Linked DNA regions of Homo sapiens: region 1 is linked to region 2. Evidence: chromatin contacts called from ENCODE POLR2A ChIA-PET data. All regions are on one chromosome and are shown on one strand. Each heading gives the region's core, a stretch centred on a gene start or an enhancer-like site at or near the end of the contact. The rest is flanking DNA. Distances are from core to core; before and after follow the strand shown.

Evidence for each region. ChIA-PET counts read pairs that join two places held with the same protein, here RNA polymerase II (POLR2A).
Region 1: POLR2A ChIA-PET joins it to region 2 with 10 read pairs in T-cell. The contact joins two enhancer-like sites. POLR2A ChIA-PET finds 5 or more read pairs at or near these places in 3 of 52 experiments (H1, MCF 10A and T-cell).

What each region holds. Positions count from the first base shown.
Region 1 is chr10:112,789,045-112,794,918 of GRCh38, reverse strand. The region is part of intron 7 of VTI1A (vesicle transport through interaction with t-SNAREs 1A); the gene reads right to left. Among named protein-coding and RNA genes, the nearest start is that of LINC02935, 99 kb to the left of the region's middle. Within about 2 kb of position 1,883, at least 10 of the 41 ENCODE cell types and tissues checked have a DNase peak (open chromatin) inside an H3K27ac peak, as active enhancers do.
Region 2 is chr10:113,056,191-113,062,217 of GRCh38, reverse strand. The region is part of intron 5 of TCF7L2 (transcription factor 7 like 2); the gene reads right to left. Among named protein-coding and RNA genes, the nearest start is that of SNORA87, 14 kb to the right of the region's middle. RefSeq lists enhancers at 3,447-4,075, 4,867-5,366. Within about 2 kb of position 1,596, at least 21 of the 41 ENCODE cell types and tissues checked have a DNase peak (open chromatin) inside an H3K27ac peak, as active enhancers do.

The DNA.
Region 1 (5,874 bases), core at 634-3,133, 270 kb after region 2:
TTGAGGGTTGTCACGAATGCTCTTTGGGTACTGATAATTTTCAAAGAAAAACTTATACAAAAGCAGAATTATTATTAAGACTATATTGAATAAATTTGTTTTTGATGATTCAGAAAGTTTAACAGAATCTGACCCTATCCTAGTCATCATTAGGACCACTAATTTTCTTGCTGATAATATATTATGTAAAAAGCAAGGGTTACAAATAGTACGTATAGTATGATCTGAATTTTGCAAAAACTACATATATAAATGTAAAACAGAAATCGGAAAGATATACATTGAAATGTAAATAATGATTGTGTCTAGGCGTTGGGATCATAATTTTAATTTTTTATTTATTATTTTATTTTATTATTATTTTTTAGAGGCAGAGTCTCACTCTGTTGCCCAGGCTGGAGTGCAACAGCGTGATTATAGCTCATTGCAACCTCAACCTCCTGGGCTCAAGCAGTCCTCCCACCTCAGCCTCCTGAGTAGCTGGGACCACAGGCATGCATGACCACACCTGGCTAATTTATTTTTTGTAGCAATGGGGTCTTACTCTACTGTCCAGGCCGGTCTCGAACTCCTGGCCTCAAGTGATCTTCCCACCTAGCCTCCCACAGTGCTGGGATTACAGGCATGAGCCAATGCGCCTGGCCAGGATCATGATTTTTTAAAAATCTCTGATTTTTTGAATTTTACAATTTTTTTTTGCATTTTGCATTTTGATTTGAATTTTGCAAATTTTGGGGTAATAAATATGTACTGTTTCTATAATCAGAAAATATGATCCAGCCCCCTCTTCCCCACAGTACAAAAACATCACCTTTTTCCTTGAATAAAACTGTAAAATAAATTCTGAGCTTTGTGGTTGTTTGAGTTCTGGTGAAATAAAAGTTTATGTGGAATACATTTAGAACTTAAAAAGTGAGGGGTGAGGGGTGTGGGCACTTCATCTTCTTTATGCAGGTCAGACTCAGTCGGTTGAGGGCTTTTGCCGACACAGCTTGACTGCAAACCATCAGAGGTCAAGAAGCAGGAGGGTACACAGTGCACCTGGAGAGAAAAACCTCATGCCTGCAACTGCAATGATGTCGTAAAACATCAGCACCTAGTCTGATTCTAGAACAATCTGATGGTTTGCCTGATGGCCTTAGAAGCAGAGCCGTGCCTCCTATCGGAGCACACAATCAGGAGCATAGCAGAAAAGCGCCACCCTGTTTGTAAAAACAAGGCCCAGTTCAGAGTTCAAGCAGTGCCACCAAGGAAGCTATTTTTAAGTATCTAATTGCGTTTGTAGCATCTGGCATTTTGCACACTTCATTTTTATGACTTCAGCATGATACATGTTCCACAAGACAAACAAACAAAAGAGAGATTAAGTGTGGTACATTGGAGTCATGTTGAATATTCCCAGTATAGAAACATTATAATATGCCCTAGAGATTATTCCAGGGCCAAGTAAAACATTACCCAATGTATAGAACCTTGGAATGGGGAATACTTAGCAGTGCAGGAGAACGGGAATTTACTTCATTTATTAGGCCAGTATACAGCCTCAGATGCTAACATGCACTGATAGGAAATGCCAACATTTCAACTTGAATCAAGGCCAGAGCCCATAACATCGACACTTTGCCTTTCAGCAAAGGATCACAAACAGCACAAATCTGGGTTTCTTGTACTAATTGGGGAGGTTTTCTAATTTGCTTATGATATCTGCCTCATGTCGAGCTAATCTTCCTCCGGTTACCTCCTAACGCTGTCTGAAATAATCCGCTTACTCCTGGTCTGTCCGCAGCACTTTATATCAAATAACACTGGCTTCCTTAACACAGCCACGGCAAAAGGCAGCCTCAGCCCCAGCCCTGTGCTTCCACTTCACCGAGTGTGCGACAATTACTGCAGATGCCTGTAACAGAGCCAGGCGAGGCAAGGAACAAGAGTGCATCACAGGCTTTTGAGTCAGTGAGACTGATGATGAAATATGTGCTAAACAGCACCAATTAACAACTGAAAGCATAATCTGATCAGCATTTTGAAAAGACTGAGACGTAACTTTGCTTTCTCAGACAGGCAGGCAAAATATTTCAGGGTGTTGAGCAGCCTACGTAATTATCACCATCAACATCCAAACTCAGTTCAAAAAAACTTTTTTTCTAAATACAGTCCCCACCTTTCCCCTCTTTTAAAAGGCTCATGTAAACATTCACTGACACAGCCAGGAGGCTTCATTGATACGGGCTGGCAATACCACTTCAGTAGTATCATTGCCGTATCTTGACTCGGTTTTTATGAGTCAGATTTTTGAAGAGTTCTGGGGAAGGAAATGTTTTAATTTTCATAAAGGAGAATCACTCAAAATTCCAATGCTCATAAAACGTGCCCTAGGTGTGTGTGTAGGGGTGATTATGTCAACAAACAATAGCAGCATTGGGCTGGAGAGCTCATTTGGGGAAGAGTGTGGTACTAAGGTGAGAGCCAGGCTCGGGTCCCAGGTGGGCTGCTGGGCTGTGTGACCTCAGGCAGAGCACTTTCTGCTTCTGGGCCCCCATTTCCTGATCTGCAAAGCATGAGACGTTGGGACACGTAAGGACTGGGGGACTTCTAAGACTCCTTCTAACACTAAGAGTCTACAGGTTTTGTTTGTTTGTTTTGAGATGGATTCTCTTGCACTGTCGCCCAGGCTGGAGTATAGTGGTACAATCTCGGCTCACTGCAACCTCTGCCTCCCGGGTTCACATGATTCTCCTGCCTCAGCCTCCTGAGTAGCTGGGATTATAGGTGCACACCACCACATCCAGCTAATTTTTTCTACGTTTAGTAGAGACGGGATTTCACTATGTTGGCCAGACTGGTCTCAAACTCCTGACATTGTGATACGCCTGCCTCAGCCTTCCAAAGTGCTGGGATTACAGGCGTGAGCCATCGTGCCTGGCCGAGTCCACAGTTTTTAATTGAAAGGTTCTTATTCCTTTCCTATAAATGTGTCTATTCTAACTACGCAATCCCAGCATCTCTTTTCCCCTGCTATGCAACACAACATATTTGAAAGTGTTTCCCTCACATTTTAGGAGGCTACTGAAGCAAAAAAAAAAAAGTTATATTGTTTAATCTTACTTTACAGGAGTTTGCTTTTTTATTAGAGAACAGACTCAGAACAGTGATCAGTGTAAGTTATACGTACCCAAAGTGAGGGGGTGCTGTGGGGGGAAGAAAAAAGGAGGCTGCCTTCAAGCACCTTGTGGAAATGTATAAAACAAGCAACGAGATAGTCCTTTGCCAAACACTGTCATAAATTTTTTATTTGGCAGCTAACATTCTCACTGGTTTTCTTGGCAGCAATTGGGACCTTTAGCAAGAAAGGTGCAGAAGAAAAATACCTTGTTTAGAGATGTTTTCAACACTTTCTGGGATTTTTCAGAACTTCTGCCTGCAGCACATATTTACAACTATAGTCTCCAATCACCTGATGAGTGGGTGGTGGGGTTTAAACTTTCTTCTTTTTTAAAAAAAGAATATATAGAGAGAAAGTGAACAAGCAGTGCTACCCCCCTCTGGCCTTTTGCTGAGCGTGTCTTTCTTATTTTTTGTGGTAGGCATTTCTGATATCCAAGTGGTTAGTCTTCTCTGTCTAGACAAAAAACTGAAAATAATATCAGAATGTACCTTTTGTTGCGCCTGATACTATCTATATTGTATTCCCAGATGACAGAGATAAATGAAAGTGAAACAACCTGATGACTAGGGCATTTTTCTTCAACAGTTCCGCCAAAAACAGGTCCCACCTGTTGCCTTTGGGTCAGCTAATGGGCCAAGAGCTGCCTGGATTCAAAGCTCATGTGAGCACATGCAGACGGGATCCTGGCAGTTACACCCTGATGGTGGAAGGAATGAAACAAGAGCATGCAGAGCTGGTCATTGCCATATTGGAGAACCTCAAGCACCAAATGCCCTTTGAGGAGGGGTCTTTGGGATTCTGGGAAGTAGAGGCCCAAATCCGCAAAGATGAGGTCTTTCATTGCAAGGGTATCCTAAACACTTTCTACAAACACATTCTACAGACCAGCAAAAATCCTCCTACCAGGGGACTTCCAGCTATGAGCGAAGAGGTCGGCAAATTCACAAAACAAGTATAAAACTGGAGAATGCACCAAAAAAAAAAAAAACGTCTTTTAGTGATCTGGATGACGACCAAAGGCAAAAAACAAGTTGAGAAGTGCTTATTCATAGAAAACTGGCAGAATTTTGGGTAAGAACAACCCCACCTCACCCCTTAGCTTAGTTGGCTAGAATGATGGTTTTACCAGGGTGGGGCTGCCAGAAGAGGCTGACTTGATTTGGAGCAGAGGGCAAAACCCAGGCCTAGCAGCATTGTCAATAAAAGTAGCAAACTCGGTAGGTAATGAATGGTGAAAACCCACACCTCTGCTAGCCTAAAGTTACAGTCCTAGTTGGGGCGGGTAACAGGCCAACCAAAAATGTGATGGGGAGATCCTGGAAATGAAAGAGCCACAGAAGTGCTAGATAAGCTCTCTATGCATCTCTTATGGAGTGGGAAAGTATATATATGTGCTGGGAAGACCTGAGAGACACCAGTGAGAAGCCAAAGCCAAGGCAAGCTTGGGAACTGGCTGAACTTTGAATGTGCTCTGCAACCCACACACAGATCACTGCAGAGGATGTAAGCCTTATGGGTTGGAGGTTTTTGAATACAATCTCTGCCCAGTCATTGGCTGACCACTAAGCTATGCACACAAAGGGGCAACCCCTAGGAAACCAGCCTCATAAAATAAAGATAAGACTTGAGGAAAAGAAAAAAGCAACAACTGAGTAGACTGCAGCGGAGACAGATTCTAGAGACTACATTCAGAAAAGCTACTTAAAAATACTAGACTCTTGTGTTGCTACAATATATTATCTAAAATGTCCTATTTTCAACAAAAAAATGACATGATAACAACCACCAAAAAAAAAAAAAGGAAAGAAAAAAAGGTGTGATCTATATATTCAGGGGAAAAAAGCAGTCAATAGAAACTGACTCTGAGTGGATCTGATGTTAGATTTAGCAGACTCCCAAGCAGCTATTAGAAATATGTTCAAAGAATTGAAGAAAATTATGCTTAAAGAATTAGAAGAAATTATGATGACAATGCCTCAACAAAGAAGAAATCTCAACAGAGAAAGAGAAATTATAAAAAAGAGCCAAACGGAAATTCTACAGTTGAATATACAGTAAATGAAATGAAGAGGAATTATGAACTCGAAAATCTGTCTAAAGAAATTATCCAATCTGAAGAAGAAAAAGGAAAAAAGACTGATGAAAAATGAACAGGGAGGGCTTCAGAGACCTGTGTGACAATATCAAGCATACCAACATATGTGTAATGGGAATCCAAGAAGAAGAGGAGAGAGAGTAGCAGATAAATATGTTGGTAGAAATGATGGCTGACAGCTAAACTCTTGAAAATAGCAAGACAAAAATGACTCATCATGCACAGGCAAATAACAAATATGATTAATGGCTGACTTCTCATCAGAAACAATGGAAGAGAAGACAGTGGAATGACATATTCTAAGTGTCAAAAAGGGTGAGGTGGGGGACTTATCAACCAAGAATTCTATATCTAGCAATACTATCCACTAAAAGTGAAGGTGACATAAAGACTTTTCTAGATAAACAAAGAATAAGAGAATTTTTTTTAGTAGACTTGCTGTACAAGAAATACTAAATAAAGTCCTTCAGGCTGAAAGAAATTATGCCAGATGGTAATTCAAATCCACGGAAGGAAATAAGAACACTGGAAATGGTAAATATGTAGGCAAATATAAAAGACTGTATAAATATATATATTTTTCTTCCCTTAATTTCTTTAAAAACCATTAGAT
Region 2 (6,027 bases), core at 347-2,846:
CAAACTTTAGCCTTGGAAGAGGTGATAGAGGACTGGTTCAGTGGCTTCCTTCTATCAGTCATCTTCATGAAACTCATTTCTTCCACAGTCACACGATGTCTGCTGAAGAGTATGTCCAAGCGATTCCAGTCATGGTGTACAACTCACACTTTTGCTCTCTACACCCTCAACCCCAACCCCAGCAAAACTTTAATGAAAATCGCCTTGCCTTTTGTTAATAACAAAATAAACAGATGTAGAATGACGGTGTTTGCCTCTTTCCTTTTATTTGTGCCATGCTTCTAAAGCTCTCTCCACTTCTAAGTCACCAAAGAGATTCTTTTAGAAACATCTTCTAGCTCTCAAGGAAGAGACTAAAAATCCTGACACTCTCGAGAGGGCAGGCGTTGCCAACTTTTAACTCCTCACCTGCTAGTGCGTTCGCCAGCGAACAAACTGGGAATTCCCTTTGTCAAGAAAAAGATCAGAACGTGAACTGTACAGTTCCAGGGGAGGATCAATAACCGTCAGAGGGAAAAAGGGAGAAAAAGCAGGCACTTAATTCACTGCCCTTTCATCTCCACGGAAGAGCAAATTTCCTAGGTGACACGGCCCTCCCTTGCCTCCAAAGTCTGGTCCAACTAATAACGTGTGAAATATTTGTGTGATCTGCACCCTTTCTCACTAATACCTGCGACAATTACTACACGTATCCTCACTCACACCTAGACATAAGAGGGAAATTGGAAATTGAAGTTTCAAAAGTCACTGGAGAGATTAATCCACCTGGGCTGAGTTTACGCTGTTCCCTTAAATTAAGGAAATGTATAGGAAAGTGGCCGCGTTATCTACTGAGCACCCCAAGTGAAGGATAGGCAGATCTCCATGCAGACGCTGGACCTCAGAATACACTCTGTCCCAGCGAGGCACAGAGAACTGCTGTCATCCATAAGCTCTTTGCAAAATGACCAAAAAAACACAGGTCTCCACTTCACCAACGGGGGACCATGCCAGCTGGCAACCAGCCTTGGGAAACCCTGTCCCCCAAGGGTCACTGAAAGAAGCCATGAGGTCAAGAGCTTGATTTTTGTCGGGGGGGTGAGGGGTGGTGCAGGTAGGGGCCACAAGGTTGGAGGCTTAAATATTTGAATAACAGATTCAAAGGGAGGAGGGTAAACGCACACATCAAGTTTGATCGTGGATTCCCAAGACCTCTTGTATCTGTGAGATAACCAAGGAGCTTACTATCCACCAGCCCTGAAGTCCTCAGGCCTCCCAGATAAAAAATGCAAGATTTTGCCTAGATGTGATAGGGTTCTGAGGCAGCCAGGACTCCACATGGGTGGCTACTAGGTCATCGTCACACAGCAGCCAGCCACAGCTGCCTCGCACTCAGCCACAACAGGCGATCCAGCCATTCTGGGCGGCGTCTTCTCCTTGGGGACACAGCGCCTCTTTCCAACAACACTGTTCCCTATGTATTTTGGGCATTCCATGATCACACAGCGTACCAATTTACACTTCCGCATCTAGAAACACAGTCTTCTGGGAAAAACCTGCTCTTTTCGGTATGGCTGGGGAGTTGTGCTCTAGCTTGTAATTTGGGTTAAGGAAGTGACTTCCTGACTGACAGGAAGCAGAAGCCGAAGCTGACTTTAGCTGCCTGCAAACCCCTCGCTTGGAGAGAAAGCCTGAAGTTCTCCAAGAGAAGAAAGCTACTTATCAGGGAATCTTCCAAGAACAGAAACCTCTCCCCTGACCCCCCCATTTATTAAAACAAGTTTATCTAACAAACAACTCGAGTGCATTCGGTCCTGAAGAAGTAAGCTCAGTCACTGCTTTTGTAACAACACAGTCCTTTTAAGGCTTCTAAGGACATAATTACCAGTTGAGTTTTGAACTTTGCCCAGATAAAGGCCAATACACCAGGCTTTGCTGTTTGTTTCTCGAATCAAGTAAATTCAAGTGTGAACAGAATTCTGGATCTCCTCTGTGCCTGCAATTCCTTCTCTCAGACATAGTTACTTGCTGCCCCCCTTTATCACTAAATGCATTTTTATGGAGAGCCAAATACATTTTGTTTTTTAAAATTCCAACCACTTGATTTTTGTTCTATCTGAGCATTCTGAAGAACAAACACTAACAGGGTATCCGCTGAACAGCTAAGATGTAAATGTTATCAGAAATCACACTTCCTTTCCTAAAGCCCACTGTCATATCCACCGGGGGCGGATAATCTACATGCCAGCAAGCTTTAAAAACTGACAATATGCAAGGCTAACATTCAAATTTAAAAAGAAACACCCTGCTGTTCCTTCACACACACACACCCCAAAAATGGTATGCAGAAATATGGAAGTGAATGGCAGATAATTAAGGAGAAAACAATCTGCTCTTTTCCTATCTCTTACTGACATGTTTAATAGTTTCTAAATAAAAAATGTGATTTTCTGTCTTTTTTCTCCCCTTCTCCAAGCAATTTCCGAGCCAGCTTTGGGCAGTAAACAGTTAATATTCCACTCTCCCTGCTGCCTTGAAAACCAAAGGAACAATTGAGACATTGTCCAGTGAACAAGACTCCCAGGGACTGACATTTTTGTTTATGTCCCAGTTCTCAGACTGTCAATTTCCACTAGGCACGTTAAAGCCTGACCCGCGCACCAACACAGTCCACCGTGAGCTGAAAGGGCTCCGCTTCATTTATTTTATTAAAGCTTCGGTGTCTGTTTTTGATTCAAACTCCAAACCTCCCCAACCCCCGCCTTTTCCCCAGAAAGTTGCCTCCTAACTCTGAGACTGTGTTGCAATTCCTTCTTGGAACACTTTGCCAAGAAAAGTAACAAAATATTTTTGAATACCAATGTTTGCATGGTTTTGCCAAAAAGGGTGGGGGGTGGGAGGAGGACCTGAACAAGTGGTCCAGCCTTGAAAGCCGCATGTTTTTATGGAGTTTTGAAAATATTCCTCTGAAATGATATGCAAGCCGGTACCTACGGTGACCTAACAGTCCAAACTCTGGCACTCCGAAAACATTTAAAAGTCCTCCAATGCATCCGAAAAAACCCAAACTTCAGGTTCAAAAACAAAAAGTGTACATCAATATTTTCCTCCCAACCGATGCCACTGCCTGACAAATTGTCTGAGTTATGGCCCTAAAGCTTCCCCTCCCCACACCACTTTCCTACTCTTTTTATCCCCCACTCCCACCTTTTGGGGCATGGGGGGCGGTTGCATTAGTGATTTCGCAGGTTTGGGGTCTTGCTCCTGACACTTTATCTCCATGAAAAGCATACACAGCAGTGAGCACCGTTTCCTGTTTGCAGAGCGGGCATTAACTAAATCACACCCTATGCAGCAGCTACGGAATGCAAGAGCATATGGCATTGTGCAAGGATTTACCGAGGAATAAAAGCAGCAACGCTGGCCTGCTGCTTACTATCAAACCCTGTCACTCTGTGCTTGCGGGTCTCTCTATTTCCCACTGGCCCAAGCCCATCTCTCCATATTAACGTACAGCGCACACACACGCACACACACACACACAGCTCACGACCCAAAACCTGGAACTTTTACAAGGAACAAGACACAGGAAAGCCACATGGATCCAACCCCCCTCAGACCCCTTATTGCTCAGATTGGAGACACAACCCCTCCTTCTCACAAACTGACCAGGAAGCAAAAGGAAGGGGCTGGGGCTATGAGCTGCCCGGAGGATCACAGTGTGGAGTCCATGTTGCCCTCGGGGACCTGACACCAAAACCCGGTATAAAACCACATTTTCCAACGAACCATCTATACCTTTCTTTTCCCTCTCACCCACTCCAAAAACAGCATTTGGCCATCTTCCCATTGCAGACTCTTTGTTTAGAATTGAGGATTCCCCACCCCCTCTTCATCTCTACTCTAAAGGGCCTCTTCAGACCCATTCAGAGCCTGCTCAGGCTGCCCAAGCTGGGGCATCAGACACTGAAATAAATGGTGATACTTTCATGGCATATTTGAATGTAACAAGCCATTCTCTCCCGAAAGGAAGCCCTGTTGGGCAGTCACAAGTTGTTACTGAACCAAGGTTGAAAGACAGAATCCCTAGGGGCCAAAGGTAAGATTGTAACATTTATAGCCACCACCTTCTTCCCCCTTTAAAGGCCCTAATGAACCTACATAGGGCACACGCAAGACATTAACTTCTTCCTGCCAGAAGCTTCTATTTGCTCGATGAGGGTCCTTCTAGGCAAGCACCACAGCTCCAACACCTCCCACTGTTCACATCTTAGTTTGGTTCTTCCTGACCCTCCATCTCAAACAGCCCCCAGCCTGGTCCCTCTCTGTCCCACTGTCCTGCTCTTTCTCTGACATGGCTCCTGTCACTATGTGAAATTACCTTGCCCATTTTCAGCCGACAGAGAGCACAGAAAATAAGACCTTAGCTATGAACTGAATGACCACTGAAAAGGTCTGGCTTTCCACCTGAGAAAAGCCACCTCCCTTCCCTCTGAGCCTCAGTCTCTTCATCCGTAAAATGGAATACTAATACTTAGCCCCCAAAGATCATAAGGATTAACGTAATGTATCTGGAATGTGGCACATCCTGTTAAGTAGCCAACAGATTTATTTCTATTTTATTAGTTATTAATGTATTTAAAATGTTTTCCCCTGTTACTTATTTACTGGTTTTCATCTCTATGCCTTCCTCCCTATACCCTGACCCCCAACAGAAGTCCCATGAGAGCAAGAATATTTTCTTGCCCACTGGTATATTATTGCCTGGGGCCAGGCTCGGTGACTCACGCCTATAATCCCACCACTTCGGGAGGCCGAGAAGGGCAGATCACCTGAGGTCAGGAGTTCGAGACCAGCCTGGCCAACATGATGAAACCCCATCTTTACTAAAAATACAAAAAGTTAGCTGGGCCTGGTGGTGCACACCTGTAATCCGAGCTCTTCTGGAGACTGAGGCAGGAGAATCGCTGGAACCCAGGAGGCTGAAGTTGCAGAAGTATATATTCCCAGCCTGTCTTGTCTCCCCATGGGTAATCACCAAGTATGTGTTTACAGGGTAGGAGAGACAAGAGGAAGGGAGAGAAACCAAGCCAAATGTCTGGCTTCTCAGTTTGGGCAACCAGTGATCACTGTAATGATCATCACCTACTCACAGCAACTTTCCTCAAGTGACATAAAGGGATAAGAACAAATAAAAAGATCTTCATTTGTTATAAGTGGTTTGTGGTCTTCTGACATACACAGAGCAGATAGCATTTCAGTACTGGCCTCCTATTTCTGCACGCTTCCTGGAAAACGCAGAGTCTGGGAGATGTTTGGATGAGACCGCTCTGTAGAGGCCCAAGGCAGGAACTGTGCCCCAGGAAACCGCCCTCAGCTACCCACCAGGCAGCCTCTCCCAGCCTGCCCATCTGAGGCGATGACGCTTTTCCAAGTGGCAAATGAATCATGTCAGACCAAAAGCCATTTTAAAAGTACACTTTGTAAAAAACCCATGCTACAGCACATTTCATTTATTAATTATGCTATGGATTAGGGATCAAAGTGGTAGAAATCTCAGTGTACTCGAAATAAATGGCTTTTGTGGTTACCTAAATCCTCAGAGTCCCCTGGAATGTAATTCCTTAGGCAAAAACAGCTTCCCAGACTTCTTGCCCCCTCTCCCCAATAATATGGGGGAGGGTGATTACTCAGCATCAGACTTGCATGATGCAATTATTTGGGCTTTTAACGTTTCAGTTACATGAAATATGGAATTCTTCCTTTTGAACCGCCCTCCTGGAGACGGGTTTTTTGTTTCTATTATTGAGTCTCAAGCTCTTCCCCTTCTTTCTGTCCTCTACCCTCACTGCCCCACTTCCAATTAGATTCAAATTTAAAATAACATATAAAGATTTTGGGATTCAAACAAATCCCAAGTAATTCGCAAGAAGGCAATGAGGCGCGGTATTCAGCAACGAGCTTTGTGGTCAGAAAGGTCTGGATTTGAATCTTGGCTCTGCCACTTACTTCATAAATTATCTAACTGCTTTAAGCTCTGGTTTTCTT